2 separate regions of the Homo sapiens genome follow, and region 2 is linked to region 1. A link is a contact called in ENCODE Hi-C or POLR2A ChIA-PET data. All regions are on one chromosome and are shown on one strand. The core of a region is the stretch at or near the end of the contact, and the rest is flanking DNA. Distances in the headings are between cores, read along the strand shown.

What was found. A loop is a pair of places that touch in the nucleus more often than their neighbours do. ChIA-PET counts read pairs that join two places held with the same protein, here RNA polymerase II (POLR2A). Pooled maps may share reads with other maps.
Region 2: a pooled map shows a loop between it and region 1 (2.2-fold over the local background). The contact joins two enhancer-like sites. A Hi-C loop is called at or near these places in 4 of 168 maps with a recorded cell type or tissue (CD4-positive, alpha-beta T cell, CD4-positive, alpha-beta memory T cell, CD8-positive, alpha-beta T cell and 1 more), 20 of 37 single-sample maps with no recorded cell type and 18 of 50 pooled maps. POLR2A ChIA-PET finds 5 or more read pairs at or near these places in 4 of 52 experiments (CD4-positive, alpha-beta T cell, CD4-positive, alpha-beta memory T cell, activated CD4-positive, alpha-beta memory T cell and 1 more).

What each region holds. Positions count from the first base shown.
Region 1 is chr4:36,383,264-36,388,570 of GRCh38, reverse strand. No RefSeq gene overlaps it. Among named protein-coding and RNA genes, the nearest start is that of MIR1255B1, 41 kb to the left of the region's middle. RefSeq lists an enhancer at 2,307-2,506. Within about 2 kb of position 2,075, at least 6 of the 41 ENCODE cell types and tissues checked have a DNase peak (open chromatin) inside an H3K27ac peak, as active enhancers do; they include CD8-positive, alpha-beta T cell, where a contact is called at or near this core.
Region 2 is chr4:36,266,861-36,272,167 of GRCh38, reverse strand. The region is part of intron 3 of LOC439933 (a long non-coding RNA gene); the gene reads right to left. Among named protein-coding and RNA genes, the nearest start is that of DTHD1, 12 kb to the left of the region's middle. Within about 2 kb of position 2,892, at least 3 of the 41 ENCODE cell types and tissues checked have a DNase peak (open chromatin) inside an H3K27ac peak, as active enhancers do; they include CD8-positive, alpha-beta T cell, where a contact is called at or near this core.

The sequences.
Region 1 (5,307 bases), core at 826-3,325:
GTAAAGACACACAGCCAGAAGGCAGCTGTCTGCAAGCCAAATAGAGAGTCCTCCGGAGAAACTTTGATCTTGGAATTTCTGCCTCAAGAACTGTGAGAAAAAAATACCACAGACCCAGCCTGTAGTATTTTATTATGGCAGCCAGAGCAGACTGATACAGACCCACTACCTGTGTGTACTGATGCTCAGGGGATCGAATGGGGAGTGAGGATTCTGAGTCAGGGACTCCAAGGAGTCAGAATGTGACTGGTTCAGAAAGTGCCTGAAAACTAGGATCATCTATTTCTTCCAGGGCGGAAGGATCATTTCTAGAGTGATGCTGTCAGAAACAGAATAGGAAGGAAGAAATCCTTTCTTCCTTCTGCACTCCAGTCTTCCTCTAGTGAATTCTATCGGAAAAACTTACGAAATCATCTGACAACGGAGAAACAATTTGCAGAGTCCCAACCACCAGCAAGCCGAAAACAGCATCAGAATCACGCGATCTCTGGCTCTACTCATAGGGAGAAAATATGGTCCCATAAGTCTCAAGTGAGCACTGAAAATCTGTGTTTTTAAGGTGTCCAGTGGATTTTGAAGTTCATCTTCATTTGAAAACTCCTGACCTAAAACAAACCTCTCGTTTTTGTGGTGAGGAAACTGAACAAAGGGCAGTGAAGTGTCTTACGGTCTGTAACTCTGAGGTTCTGGCTACATGTAAGGAAAAAATTAGCACTGAACATCCTAAGCATTTGCCATTAACAACCACTGCCTGCTTAGCTTGGTTGATTTGTTTTTGCATAATTGGTTTATTCATCCACTGGGTGTAAATGGTGTGTTTTGCATTAGCTTGAATTAAAAGAGAATCCCATATATTAGATTATAATAATGTATTTTTTCTAAATAGTTAGGAGATCGCCAATAGGGTACCATAAAACACAGCACTTAGCCCAGTGATGTCTAACAAATTGTTAGACACTTAGAAAAGAAATATAATAGCAAATCAGTAAAACGTATGGGATGGTGGATAAGAGTGTAAACGATATAGCTGACAATAAAGATGAAAACGGAGTTAGTAGATCTGCAGGGATTTTTGTTTATACAGAAAGAACAAAGTGGGAATTCATATGACAAAATTCTCATATCAATGTAGCGTGAAATGAAAAACTATTCTAGTAAGGTATGAGCAGTGTTAGACTAGAGTATAGCTATCCTTTTTGTGTAAGTGGAGAAACAACTCTTTTTGTCTTTAATAAGCAGATTTGGTGGTGAATAACAGCATTTCCTCAGTCTAGGGCACTGAATCATAAATCTTTATAATTTAGTTTTTTTTTTAAATCCAGATCATTTATCAAAGGAACAAAATCAATGTCAGTGGAAGGCACTGTAAAATGTATCCTGTCCTCCATACATTTTAAAACAGCACTATTATTAAACAGTACAGTGCAAGAATCCAATGAAGAATAATTATAGGATTTTATGTTTAAGATTAAAATACTAACCTGGCAATATCTGATTACTTGGCTTGTCTTTTCCTAATTGTATGAAAATATAAAATGATTTTTACTAAACTTGCTGCTTCTCAAAGACAAAGGAGATAGTTCTTGGTGTTAGAATCCTGTGAGAATTTTTTCCCTGAATTTCATACACTGTTCTTCCACTGAGAACAATAAGCAGAGAAACACATGCATAGGACTTTGCATGACATCTACTGGTTAAGTGTGTACATGATACAAAAGCTCATTTTTCTTTGCTCCAAATATATCAGTGGATAACCTCCCCAAGGCTCCCCATGGAAGGACAATGTCCACAGGGCTGAAAGACTTCCTTTCCCCCAAAGGGTTCCATAGATCCATTCTGTAACCCATGGGATTTCATTTTACACAAATAAACATGAATAAATTAGAGAATAAAAGATAATCTAGTTGCAATATCTGGGCTTCCTCATCTATATCTGATTATTTCCTTAAACTCTAGAGTTTTCCCCCTGAAATACATTAACTTGATAAATCAGCAAATGGAACTGGCTTAGAAGTTTGTGAATGACTGAAAGCAGCAGCATGTTCTAGTAACACAGGAAGCGTGTGGTAGGGTTGGTAACTTGTCACACACTGGTAGTGGTCTGAGGGTCAGGTGGAAGTCTTCAGCATCCAAAAATACTTTTTAACATTACCTTAAATTTCACTATTAGAAGGTTATATATTTAAACCACAAACAGGTACATCCCTTTATTAACATGCAAATAATGCAGTGTGTCCATTTGCAGCTTAATCTATTTTTGTGCTGACAACTCTCCACTGTATTTGCCTCCTATCCAGATCCTTCCTCTGACCTTCTCTATGCCCCAGGTGTTGACCACAGCAGACTGAACCGCCCAGGTTCCCTTCTTGGCTGGCTTCTAGTTGAGATGGCTAGTGAAAAGCACTAGCAGGAGATCAAAAGGCAGAAGGAGTGAGATCCTGTGTTGTGGTGTTTTTTTCCTCACTTCCTCATTGCTTTGGTGCTGTGTCTCTTGCAAGAGCTGTGACTCTCCATGAACGTAGTTCCTGTATATGGCCCTTCCTTCAGAGTACAGGAACTTAATATTGTCGATTTCTAAGTGCCTCACCGCCCCTCTATATCCTGTGTTTGTTTTGTAGCTCTGCCTATGACTCTTTAAAAGTAGTGACTTCAATAGAGACTCTATTTGAACCTTCTACTTATTTGCCAGAAACTTTAACAATACCTTTCTAGATGAGACTCAGTTTACATAAAAGGGTACATAAAAGGGTACATAAAAGGGAAGAAATGGAAGAAGGGGAGAGGTAGCATGTGAAGAAAGAAGAGCAATGAAAGGCCAGGAGGCTAAAAAAAGGGACCTCAAACTCTCTTATTTGGCTAAGAACTTTTCCAAAATGACATGTATTTATATGAAAGTGTCCACCTCCATCCCCAAATTAACACTCTGTGCCTAGGGGTAATTTTGTGTTTTGCTTCATTAGAACTTAAGCTCTATGAGAGAATGGTAGTTTTGGGGTTTTGTTGTTGCTTTCTGCCTGCATCTACAGATAACCAAATATCTAGATTGATTAAACTTCCTTGTTATTGCAAAGATTAAAAACATGTTTATATATTAATTACAACAAGTACTTTTATAAAGACAATTGAATCCCTATTTTGTCCTTTGGAGAAGTTATTAACCTTTTCATGCTTGCACTTTCTCATCTATTTAATAGGATACGGCGTAATATAATGGTTAAGAACAGTGATGTACTGGTAAGTGTTTACCAACTGTCTCTCCAGGAAAAAAAATATATATAACGTTTGCTGATCTCTTTGGAGTAAATACTCCCACTAAACTCCTTACTTTTCTATTGCTGCCATAACAATTTCCTTCTCATGCTGCATCTCTCTGACCCTACTTCTGTTTTCACATTGTTTTCTCTGACCACAGGTGGGACAGGATCTTTACTTCCAAGGATTCATGTGATTATATTGAGTCTACCTGGGTAATCCAGGTTTCCCATCTTAAGGTCCTTAACCTTAGTCACATCTACAAAGTTCCTTCCGCCGTGCAAAGTAATGTCTTCACAAGTTCCAGGGATTCAAACATGCATAACTTTGTTCATGGGGACCATCATTCTGGCTACCACACCCACCATGGACAATTTCAAGCAACCAATGTAACATCAGTTGGCTCACAATGTAACATCCAATGTAACATCAACTGGCTCACAAAATCCCTGATAATTCATCAGTTCTGTGAGCCAGATGAAATCACTCCTGCTACCATAATTCAGAGTATAAGTTTCAGAATTAAAAAGTCTGAGTTTGAATTTTGACTTGCAATGTGACTTTGACGAAGTTGCTTCTTTCCTATATCTCAATCCTTATCTGCTTAATGGTGATAAAAATAGTACAAATTCACTAGGTTTTTAATGAGAATTGACAACAGAGATAATACATGTAATTAGAAAATGTGAGTATTCAATATACATTAAGAATTACTTTTATGTTTCCATCATCTTTTCAAACATTTTATGTTTGATAGTAGGAGTCCAAATGTTTCTTATCCCAGTAAGCGAAAATATTAAATACCAATGTATACAGTGACTACATAATTAGAAAGCTCAGAGCACTTCTTTTCTTCCTAAGGCACGTGTAATGTATGTTCATAATGATTATTCTAAAATGGATCGAGAGGCTCAAGGGCCTTCTGAAACTTCAAAGAAAGACACAGTAAATTTGGCAGTATTAGTGTTACTTCAATTTTGAACTAGCCAAATTCTTAGTTGCTGTTATTAAAATTTTCAAATAACTGTAATATTAAGGCTTAAGAACAAAACACCCTAAGCTAGGTAGGAGTAAGGCTGGAGTAAAATGTCCTTGCAGCATAGTCGGAGGGGGGGGGGAAGCATTGTTGTGAATGTACTCCTTTCGGTAAAGATGTGAATGAACCAGGAGCGAGGGGCTTGAAGGAGGTGGGGAGACTGACAAGACGTTATATTGAGTGAAGTCTGGGTTACAGCATCTCATATATTTGATACACAGGGTTGGAGATGTCACCTTACATCCCTCTTAAGACTTCTGACCAAATAAATGTTCTTCCACGATTTTTCTCATCTCGAGTATCTAAAATATTCTATAACTTTGGAGCCACAACAAGACTGCCAGATGGGACACAATTTACTTGTTCATGTATTTAATAGTTACATATTTATTGTGAAGATTCAGAAATTATTCATAAAAGAAAAAAAGTGGACAAAAGATATGTGAGGTTCAGATGTGATCTGCAGGTTTGCTTATGGCTCCAGCCACTTGTTCCAAACATAGAGAGTAGTTTCTGAGTTATCTAAGGTCATGAAGTATTTCAGGTATTGATTCTCTGTCTAGTTCATTTAAATAATATAGAAATATGTGAGGGGAATATCCCTGATCTCAAAAACTTTATGATTGAAGTAAGGAAAAAATGAGATTATGTGTACCTGCAAGAGCTAAGTAATAACAAATCAATAGTCAAAACAAACAAACAAAAAAACCACAAGAAGCATATGGCTAAACAGGAAAGGGTAATAGGGGTGAGGTGTACAATGAATTCAGAGATCACTGTGAGTTGGAAAAGCCATGAAGAAGAGAAGACTTGAGAACCACATCAATTGATTACAGGCTTGAAGAGAAGAGTATATTCCAGGTAGAAATAATTAGCATGTGCAACAGACCAGTTCTGTATGTGACATGTCTGTGGGACAGTGAGGAGAGTGATTGCACTGACCTCTCCACTTATTTAGAATTTTCTCCTTCATATCCCAAATAATGAATTTTTATTTCAGCCATGTCACACCAAACTTT
Region 2 (5,307 bases), core at 1,643-4,142, 120 kb after region 1:
TGCAGTGGCACAATCTTGGCTCACTGCAACCTCTTCTTCTGGGGTTCAAGCGATTCTCATGCCTCAGCCACCAGAGTAGCTGGGACTACAGGGACACAACACCACCCATGGCTAATTTTGTAATTTTAGTAAAAAGGGGGTTTCGCCATGTTGGCCAGGCCAGTCTCAAACTCCTGGACTCAAATTATCCACCCACCTCGGCATCCCAAAATGCCAAGAGCCACCGTGCCAGGCCCTATTTGAATTTTTAAAGAATGAACCTGTAATAATAAAATCTGAAGCTTCTATGGGATGCCTTTCCAGGTGCATCTCAGCCTATGTGTTAGGTCTGTATGTGAAATGATATCATTAGAAGCATGTTGTTTTCAGCATTGTCAGAAATACATAACTACTAACTAGTTCATTTCTTAATTCAGAATTAGCTGTAACATTCCAAGGAAGCTGCATTTGATTTTTAAAAATTTATTTTACCTCCTTGTGATAAAAATGAGAGCAATGGTGAATTAATTTCTATCCTAGTGGAGAAGTCATTTTTGTTAGACAGAGTCTATCCAAGATTGTGCTACTGTTTAAAGATGTTATTGCAGTTACTGGCAGACCCAGATAACAGCTCCGATGTAATCCCAGATTCCCATATTGAATTAAATCTGATTTGGGTTATTTAGGTCACATATTGAAGAAATGCCCTCTCCGTGTCATTTCTCTGTAAATAGTGGGTGTCCTTTGGTTTTCTCTATAATATACATTTATTTTTGGAGCTCATTAAACAGGTTAGGTAACTTAAATAGGTCTAGTCAGTAGACAGGAGTTAAAGCTGAGGATAGAGAAACTCTCTGTGGTATTATCTAACACACAAGATGAGGGTTGTTCTTAATTCTTGGCTCTTACCTACAAAAGCACTGAGAGAGCCATTTGAAAATAAGGTCTTAAAATCAGATCCATATTTGAAATGGAAAAAAAAAGACATCACCTTTTATATTTGTGTTTCTTAGGAATATTAATTTTGTTTTAAAAGCAAAAACTTTAATAGACAGTGGATGTTATAAGAGCCATTTTGTCCAGGTGGGGGTGAGAGTAAGGAAATTCGAGCTTAAATAGTATAATACAATTTGTTTTCCCCATCTCTCTTCTCATAACTGCTTTTGTTGCAAATACATAGTTGCAATTGCTTCTTAATCTTAAATCAGTCTGTATTTTTGAAAGTCTAGAATAAACTGGGTGCTTAGGAGTTAATGATCTCATTATACTTCAGTAATGGTGCCATATGAATTCATGTGATTATACAGGATAGTACAATAAAGTCAGAACCTCTGGTGGGAAGTGGCTTCCTTGTGTCTTGAGGGACTTAATTCCTCAGTGTCTCAATTATGTCCTAAGAAGGACCGATGGTACTAGGAAATATATGCCAGAATGTTCAGTACTAGAGGACTTCTCTTATTTCAAATGTACAAGAGTAATAATATATTCACTCATGAGAGAAACTGGTGCCTCTGTTTGGGTTCTTTTAAAAATCACAATTTCATTCATTAAATTTTCAAAATGTTAAAGATAGCTTAGAATAGTAAAAAGGAGTAATTTCTAAAAAACTGATGATTACTAATTCAATATCTGGAAGTACAAGGAGCCCTTGGATTGTATTTTATGAAATAAGCTGTAAGATTTTAAGATATGGATTGTTAACATATTCAAAATAGTCTTATTAAAAAACTCTAGATTTTTTTTTAAAAAACAGACTTTCAAATATTTTACTGTACTTCACTTGGTCTCATTTCAGCAATAAGATCTAAACTTAATACCTGGAGAATAATCTCAACATTCTTAAGGACCCAGAAAGTGGAGTACTTCAAAGATAGCATGGGACATGCCATAAATTAAACAAACAACAACAACAAACGCAAGAAAATATCTTCAGTATGCTTTTTGAGAAGAGGTAATTCATACGAGGACTATTTATGAGTAAATCAGGGTGTTATGATGACTTTTTAATGAAAGTTGGAATTCTTATTCTGGTCCAAAGAGATAGCCATGTGTTTGAATGACCTTGAAGACTGTTATTTTGAACCATTACGTAATCCAGCAGCTGTGGCAATGCCCTTTTCTGAGATACACAAACAAAGAAGCAAAATAGAATAGACAAGTGAATTCTTGAGAAAGTTTGCACATCGCCATGTAGCTATGTGTGTAGAGTGTCAGCCTCCATACAATGTTAACTGTTTCCAAGTGATAGTGGTGATGCCCAACCTGCAGTTTAGCTGTGAGATTTGGGCCAGTAATTGATGTTACAGCCCATTTAGGGACGACTTTAATTAACATCACCTGTGAGCCATGAATAGCGCAAACAGCAAGTCAAGATCATCAACAGTCATCCACTGTAGGGAACCAAATGTATTACCAAATCTCTGCTGGCTAAAAATGAGGACTGCTGACCTGTATAACTACATATTACAGAGAATAAGAGCCCTAAAGTGAGTCATTTGTCCATCAGCCAATATAGATTGTGTTTATTGTATACTAAGCATTGTTCTAATCTTGGAGGTGGCTTAAATAGTTTTTCTCTCTGTGGATCTTAAACATCTAGCTGGAGTGACTAAACTTGCGTTTGATAAAGATCAAAGAAAACTAAAAATGTACATTCAAAAGAGCAAATTAGCAATGTATTAAACAAGATTTTTAAAGAATGCATGAAATAGACAAGAAAGCAATAGAGAGAAACACAACCAACAGATGTCAAATATCAAAAACTTGAGACATCCTCAAATGCAACTTCAAACTGTTGCATAGACCTCGATTTGTGGAAAGAACGGGGGAATCACAGATGAACCAATAGTGTAGCAGTCAGAAGAACTTCACAGTGAAACCAGCCCCAGTGATGTAGCCACAGCTGTGAAGCTGTTTCCCTCTGTCATCTTGTTATACCAAGCACATCTTGTTTCCATGGGGACAAGAATTCGGAAGCAGCCATATCTTGAACTTAAAAGAAAGAAAGAAGGGTCTTCTGGGTTATATACCAATTTATTATTAATGACGAGACATTCTTCTGCTCAGTCCTTGAATTTCTCATGCTGGTGGATTTAGTTTAATTTGGTTGATCCAGAGAAGACTTTGTGGATGTGAGTTTGAATGAAAATGTACAGTGTTTTTTTTTTTGTTTTTTTTTTTTTTTTTCTGGCCTACAATGTGTAAGCCATGAAAGAAACAGTTTTACTCCTGCCTGCTCCTTCTCTAGGTGTTCCTGGGATTTTTACCTCTGCTGTATATTACTTGCTAATGCAACTTTTCCCCTATGTTTACTCTCAAATGACTTTCTTGGATACAAAAAGGAGAAAACATAGTAGTATATATTATCAGATAATTACTTCTAGCCCCTTTCAGCCGAATCTTGAGATTGGAAGTTTGGATCCCTTACAAGTCTTCAGAAAAGTCTTTTATGCTGTGGCTGATTGCATTAACTACACAAGATACAGTTTCCTTTGAGGTTTTGAAAGATACATTTTTTGGAGAGCCTCAATACTGAGGTAAAATATAGCTTATAGCACTTCATAAGATCAGGCTGAAAGGACTTCTCACAAGTAGACAATTCTATTTCAATATTTTTGAAGAAAACAAGAGCAACCACCATAAACAGCTAAACAAAACACCAGAAATATAACAAATATCAGTGGCATCTAAGTATACATATAGAGTTATACACACATTCTATCATAAATTCCATGTCTTATGGAGAAATAAAATTCATCCATTTTGGTGAATGCTAATAACTCCCACTTTAGACACTAAGCTTATCAAGATAACATAAAAGCATGTTTATTTACCAGATGTTTGCTAAGCATCTACTATGTGCTTTCACATTTGTGTGCCTACTCTTCTAGGCACTGAGAAGAAAAGTTTCATTTCTCAGGCAGCTGAAATTAAAGTATGTATCTTACGTCATGTTTGTGTAGGTTAGCCTACATGGCACAGCTAGCTAGCTAACTATGTTAGTTGGACTTAAATAAACACATTTCTATTGCTATGTAATCTGCCCATATCATATAATTTTGTTTGGAGATCAAATTAATGCTACAGGTAAATAAATACTCAACCTGTTGCAGCATGCAAAGACTATCTGATATTTCACAACAAAGTTAATGCCAAGGTCCTTCAGATGGTATTGCTCTATCATGACTGCTAGAATGAAGTAATTGGTAACAGCTATGCTTGAAACAAAGCAAATTGCTGTATTTCTAAATAGTTACTGAGTCTATTCTTTGTTGTTGTCAAGCTTAGAATCTTTTTTGCACAATATATACCAAAACAGTATGTTTTTAAGCTGGTTATATAATAGTTTCACAGAGCTACTATAATGACTAAGAAATTGTAGATGCTTTTGTTTCATTTTTTCTCCCAAAATGAATTAGCTCTTTTGACTGGTTAAGGATCCATTTTCATGACGTCAGACCACTGAATGGAATTTTGAGTTCTTAGAACTTCAAAAGCTTCATTATCTGATGTAACATTCAAATCTAATTTGAAAGGAAATGCTTCATTACAGTCCATGTCCTCAGCATGTCTTTGTAAAGAGAAAAGAGTTAGGAAACTTCCTCTTGCATAGTCACCTCTTAATGTCATTCTTGAATGTGTTCTCCTATGATAATTAGATGTTTAAATATTGAAATAGAATAAGTTTAAATTCAGAAGAAATCATACAATTCCAGAGCTAAAAATGATCCCTTAGGTCTTCCTAGTCCAACCCTCATACTTTATGAATGGAGATACCGAGGGAAGAGCTAGCTGGCTCTCATGATACTACAGAACCAGATCTGTAACCAATCAGCTTCGTGTTCCAGTGCTGCTACCTGACACAGGTTAAACAAAAAGATCCATTCCTTTAAATAAAAAGCATGAGATGTAAATTCGCATGCTTGCTTGAATTGAAACTATTAAATTTTTCACAACTCCCTTCAGTATTCTTTCTTTTTTTGTTCTTTTTTTTAGAGATGAGGGTCTTGCTTTGTTGCCCTGGCTGGAGTGCAGTGACACAATCATACTTCACTGCTGCCTCAAATTCCTAGGCTCAAGTGATCTACCCGCCTCAGCCTCTTAAAATCCTGAGATTACATTCTTGAGCCACACCACCTGGCCTGTTTATTTCTAAAACTTCATCAGTGATTTTTAATCATGGTTTGGGCATAGTAAACATTGATATATACGTACATGTATAATTTATTTAAAATTTTATAGCCTACTTATTTCCATCCCCTCTAAAAAATCCAACTATTTAAGCTTACCTAAAATAAACTCACAAACAATATAAGTACTACTAATAAA